2 separate regions of the Homo sapiens genome follow, and region 1 is linked to region 2. The links are chromatin loops, found by intact Hi-C in ENCODE. Cell type or tissue: thyroid gland. All regions are shown on one strand. Each heading gives the region's core, and the rest is flanking DNA. Links, peaks and the distances in the headings are about the cores only. Region 1 has its middle 93 kb from the start of LINC03017. Region 2 has its middle 150 kb from the start of LINC03017.

Region 1 (2,932 bases), core at 337-2,836, 54 kb after region 2:
CCTAAATGTAAAATGAAAATAAAACATTTTTGTTTTCTAATCCTAAAACAATAGTAATTAATAATAGAATACTAATTACAAAAATAGAATATGCCTTTTAATGTCAGAGTTATGTACATGAAAATATATTAGTGAGATGTAAAAAGTAGTCAGAAAATAAAAGGAAAACTGCTTTAACAAAAATGAGTGTCATTGATCAAGGAAATTGGGAAAAGTAAAGACATGCTGAAATGAATCTGTCTGATACCCAAGAATAATTAGGCTCTAGTTTATGACTTTCATTAGATTTAACATAGGATGTTTGGTTCATTTTTTTCTGTTTCTTGGGACTCTGACATCACTTATATAATTCATTGTCCAATTCATTTGTCTGATTCTTTCTGCAAACTATAAAGACCAATGTCTCTTGCATTAAATGCACAATTTAGTGCCCTACCTCACCCAAAAAATTATCCTGTAGTTTTTAAAAATTATTTTAGAATTTCTATGATGTTGTTTTTCCTTAGGTTTAAATAAAATATTGGAAGTATGTGAGTATTCCTTTATATGAACCTGAACCTTTAAGAGATTTACATTTAAAAAAATTTTAAGAATACTGAGATATTGCTTAGTTTCAAGATAGTAGTCACTTATTCACTCATCAAATAGCCATAAATGTGTAATAGGCATTGTGCTAGGTACCAAGAATACTATTTTGAGAGCCAAAGACTCAATTATGTGGCAGACCTTATTAGGAGTGGCTTTCAGAAAAAAAATAAATAAATAAATACGTGTGTTAAAGGAAACCAACGTAAGATTTTTATCTCTGAAAAATTTCTATATCATTACTATGAATAATAATTTTACAGAGCTTTGATTTGATTTGGATCAAATAGTTTATAGAAATGCTAAAATACTATGATTATGAATAAAAATAATTCACAAAGAATCTAAATAACATTATACTAATTTCACAATAAGTGATACTAAAATTGTATAAATATTTGCAGTTATAAACGATGTACACAAACATTTGTTTTTATTCCACAATAGCTGCAATTATTATAGCTTCCTTTCTAATTCCTAATAATTAGAAAAATAGCATTACAACTGAAAATACATGAGACATTGGGTTTTAGACTCTTTTAAGAAGGTGATGCTTCTTATAGATCACTATATTGTTTTCCTCCTTCTTACATTGATTCTTTTTTTTCTGAGAAATCTTGGATGCTTTCATCACAGCTCTTAGTCTTGCAAGCCTTTTCAGACATATAAAATAAGAGAACACACTCGGGGAAAAAAGGAATTTCTCAAAACTCCCTAATGTTTCACATATTGGGTTACAGTGTATGTATATGTGCTCTTTAACTTCCTTTTCTGGAAAACAAGGTATGAAGTGAGCAGGATGATTCTACTCTAAATTTATGTTACAAGAATCTAATCATCATGGTAAATTCTTAATGACTAATAGCTCTCTAACCTGTCTTATGTCAATATAGCCACCGGATCAGGTTAAGTTCATTGAAAATTTCATGGTTTTAGCATTTAATATTAAAGTTGGCAGTGAATTATGAATATTTCTAATGCCATTTTTTGGTTGAAGAAAACACACATCATAAGAAGTCTCCTTTCTTATATTGTGAATTCATTCCACATCACCAGAACATACTCATTTTTAATGTTTCTCAAAGTTTTTCTATTGAGAGAAGAAATATTGAGGTTTAAAATTAATGTAAAGATCTTTTCTAGTGAACCAGTGTGCTCAAAGGAAATCATGAGAGATTAGCTAGATGATTTTGACTCATGACAAAGGGTGATCTTGACGGGAATATGATGATCTACTCTCCCAAAACTTCTTTAATAAGAAAAATGTGTGCTTGATCTCTAGGGAGAAAATGGAGCATTAGAACAGGAGATATAAATTCAAGCAACTCTGCTAACTCTTATCCTCCTTGGGACCAACTAAGACATCTTAACCACCATAATTTTTGAAGCACCCTAGCATCAGATACACATATATTGAAACTGGCAAAAACTCTAAATATAAAATTGCATTCTATAGTGATTCTAACAATATATTTTATTGTAAATTTTTGTTCCTTGATCTCTGTAGAATTCATCTCCTTGCATTTTTGTTTGTTATTCAAACTTAGAGGGTCTGATTTATGCAGATAAAGGATTTTAGGGGACGGAATATCTGTTGAGGGAGAGCAGCATCACTCAATAAGCTAAGAATCAGAAGTAGTGACTGCCAGTCCCATGGTAATTTGATTTATACTAAAGTTCAGTGCAGGAAAGAGCATATACATTTCTTATTAATGTTTAGAAAACATGTTAGCTTATTATAGAGTTTTCCACAAAGCTGATTGATTGTTCCATAAAATGTAAAATTCCCTATCATTTTATAATTTTTATTATGCTAGAAATTTTCAATAATGATTTGACCATTCAATTAATGAAAAGTTTTACATCTTTACAAGTCCACATTTCCTTTCTGTTTAAAAAAATCCTAAAGACATGTCATTTGTGTATTATATCTTTTGTAATTAACAACGTGGCTGTTTCTTTAAATGTCATTGTTCAGATAGATTCCTTTGCTAGTCTTCTATTTTTGTTTGAATACTGAATCACATTACAGCATATCTGTATAAATAAATAGTAGTACAGTAGGTTGAATGTAATTCAGTTTGTAGATTGACTGCAAAGATGCTGTTGCCTTAAATCAGAAGAATTTTAAAAGCGGCAATTATTTTCCGACTTCTTTTGGATTCATTAAAGCTTTTGTGAATCCAATCAAATGTTTCTTACCCAAAAGGACAATCAGTACTTAACATAAGATAACAAAAGGTGACTGGGTGAAGTAATTGCTTTGGGAAAACTCTGAAGTAGTTTTGCATCCTTTCAGTTGGGTCTAGTCAAGCTATAACCCACTTTTTCCTAACAAGCAATACTC
Region 2 (2,932 bases), core at 315-2,814:
TTATACAATCCTATTACTCAATATCTATAAGATAAAAACAATGGAGAGCCTCAGAAGTATGCCTTTGTAAGGTCGATGTTAGGGTGAATACCCTTCTTCCTTTCATCTTATTCTTATTTCTCTTAAAATAAAAATGTGCTTTCCTCCAGAGATCTTCACCCTTTTTTTCTTTTTTTTTACCATCTCTCACCCCTCTTGCAATGACATTCTTTCCTTAAGTATTACCAGCTTTTCTTTTAAGCACACTTCTCTTTTCCATTCCTCGTACATTAACTCCAATTCAGATCTCGCTCTTGAATTTCAAACTCATATAGCTAAATTTGTACTGAAAATCTCCGGTTGACAATCAAGTGCAGTGGTCCCACATTCAACTCCCCATGTTGAAAACACATTTTCAGATCTGACCATGCCTCCACACCACATCTCGGTAATACGAAGTTATTATTCCTCTGCACTCATCAGAGCCAGTTACCAATTCTGACAACTTAATTTCTTGACTATTTTCTGAATCCATTTTCTCCATTCTATTACATTTTTACTTGTACTTTTTCCCAGGCTCTATGTCTTTTACAACAAATTATAACTACAGCTAGCTTACATATCATTCTGCTTCCAATCTTTACTCACCCCCATCCAGCCAATCATTCATATTAGAATAGTTTTTTTGTTATTGTTCGTGTTTGTGTGTGTGTGTGTGTGTGTGTGTGTGTGTGTGTGTTGTTTTTTTTTTTTTTTTTTTTTGAGACGGAGTCTCGCTCTGTCATCCAGGCTGGAGTGCAGTGGCACAATCTCGGCTCACTGCAAGCTCCGCCTCCCGGGTTCTCCCCATTCTCCTGCCTCAGCCTCCCGAGTAGCTGGGACTACAGGCGCCCGCCATCACGCCCTGCTAATTTTTTTGTATTTTTAGTAGAGACGGGGTTTCACCGTGTTAGCCAGGATGGTCTCGATCTCCTGACCTGCCCTTCTTGGCCTCCCAAAGTGCTGGGATTACAGGCGTGAGCCACCGCGCCCGGCCTAGAATAGTTTTTAAAACCTGAATATCTGATCATGTTTCTTCACCACTTAATTTATTTCAAGAGCTTCTGATCACTTTCTGGATTCCACCTGTATCATCAGGTTTCTGTCAGAAAAGCAGAACCAACAGAATAATGTATTTATTATAGGATTTGCTGTTATGAAATTGTATGAACTGCTTAAGAGGTGCATATATGTCTGTTGCATCTGCATCTGGTTCTGGATCTGAAGTTAGCAGAGCAGCCAGCCAGGAAAGAAAGATGGATATAAATTTGGGAAGAGAAAAGACAAACTGAAACCCATGAGGATGAGCTGAGACCTCCATGGATGGATTAATCAGAACCTGTCTGGATGAGCTGACACCTGCATTGGTCCCTCATTGGCTCCAAGCCTCCAATAATTCTGCAGTTGACCTGAAGGAGAAGCTGGCAACCAAATGCACACTTGAAAAACTGAAGGTGGACTATATCGGGAACTGCAGAACCAGTGAACCAAATAGCTGCTTCAAGCCAAAAAAGTAGGCCAGCAGATCCATAGCAGCCCGTGTGAGCTGGAAGCACCTGATCTTAACTACACTATCCTTTCAAGCATAAACATGGTTTCTGCTTCACTTTTGAGCCTTTCCAAACTCACATAACTTTCTCTTGGGAGCAAATAATTGCCAAAGCCATTCAGGGAAATAAATTGTAGAAAATGTAATTCCAGCTTCGCTAAGTTGATACAGCATAAAGCCATCACACAACCCAAACTTCACAGCAGAATTTCATCTACTTTAAACACTGGTCATAATTAACTGTTAATATTTTCCCAAAGAATCCAAGCTTCCTTGCATCTGTCCTTAAACCATGTTATTTTCTTTACCTTAACAATTTATTTCCCACTTTTCTACTTCCCTAACTATTTACCTTTCAAGAATCAGACCCAATATCACTACCGTGAAAGGTCTCCTCGGATTGAGTATGTATTTCTCTTCTGTAGTGTCATTGTACCGTCAACATATGGCTATCATGGAACTTCTGGCAATGTTATTAATTGTATATCTTCTTCAGTAGAATAAGCAATAGGGGAGAGCAAGGACTGTGTGTTTAGTCTTGTACTTTAAAATCTATTGTAATGTATGATACAGAGTAGGTGTCATCCTTAGGTAAATGCTCAGAATTTCTCCAATAGCTATGAAGACAAACTCAGCATGTTCTTTTAACAGACTTTAATTAAAATGATAAGCTGAATCAGTTTTTTAACTGTTCAAGTTAGCTTATAATTTAAGAACTATTGCAATATGCCACATTCTATAAGGCCCAGTTCTACATATCTCTTATTTTAATTAAACTTATCTTTTTATTTAATCCTTAGGACAGATGAGTAAATTAAACATGTAACTTCTTATTAATAAATTTTTTGTGGGCACTACAAAAGATGATAAAGTAGCATGCTGGTTATTTGTATTAAAATCTAGTAGTAGTATACTATCTTCAGGAAAAAAATATCCACAAAATAGGCTTTTTTTCAGTAGAATTTAGTATCCCAATTTACGATGTTTCTGCTGTGATTGAAATGTGTCATTATTTTAAGGTAAAATGTTATCCAGCATAGCTATGGATCTGAAATTTAAAACACCTAGATTTTTTTCTGTATCTAGTAGCCATCATTATATTAACCAGTTGTATCATTTTAAAGGACTTAAAAAGCTGTCTGCCTCTACTTTCCTGCAATATTGTTCTTTAACCAGTAAAAATTGGGTCAGTTTTGCAGAATGGTTATCAAATGACCAAATATACAAAGCCAAATTCAGTGATATTTTGGTGTGGGCTGTGTATTGACCAATTTACTGGACCCAAAAATTGTGGTTTATTGGGCCACAGGTGTTTTTGCTGATGCCTCCTGGGTGCCGAGAGGCAAGTCACATACCACTGAACAT

What was found. A loop is a pair of places that touch in the nucleus more often than their neighbours do. Peaks named below come from ENCODE experiments on the same cell type or tissue, not always from the same donor. Only the 100,000 strongest peaks of a DNase experiment are listed, where the experiment ranks them.
Region 1: it touches region 2 in a loop (4-fold over the local background); 3 of 110 quality-filtered maps call a loop at or near these places.

The regions. Positions count from the first base shown.
Region 1 is chr7:84,623,612-84,626,543 of GRCh38, reverse strand. No RefSeq gene overlaps it. Among named protein-coding and RNA genes, the nearest start is that of LINC03017, 93 kb to the right of the region's middle. In thyroid gland, for the core only: no CTCF peak of the experiment used is centred there; no DNase peak of the experiment used is centred there.
Region 2 is chr7:84,677,618-84,680,549 of GRCh38, reverse strand. No RefSeq gene overlaps it. Among named protein-coding and RNA genes, the nearest start is that of LINC03017, 150 kb to the right of the region's middle. In thyroid gland, for the core only: no CTCF peak of the experiment used is centred there; a DNase peak (open chromatin) is centred at 1,449; H3K27ac peaks cover 1,589 bases.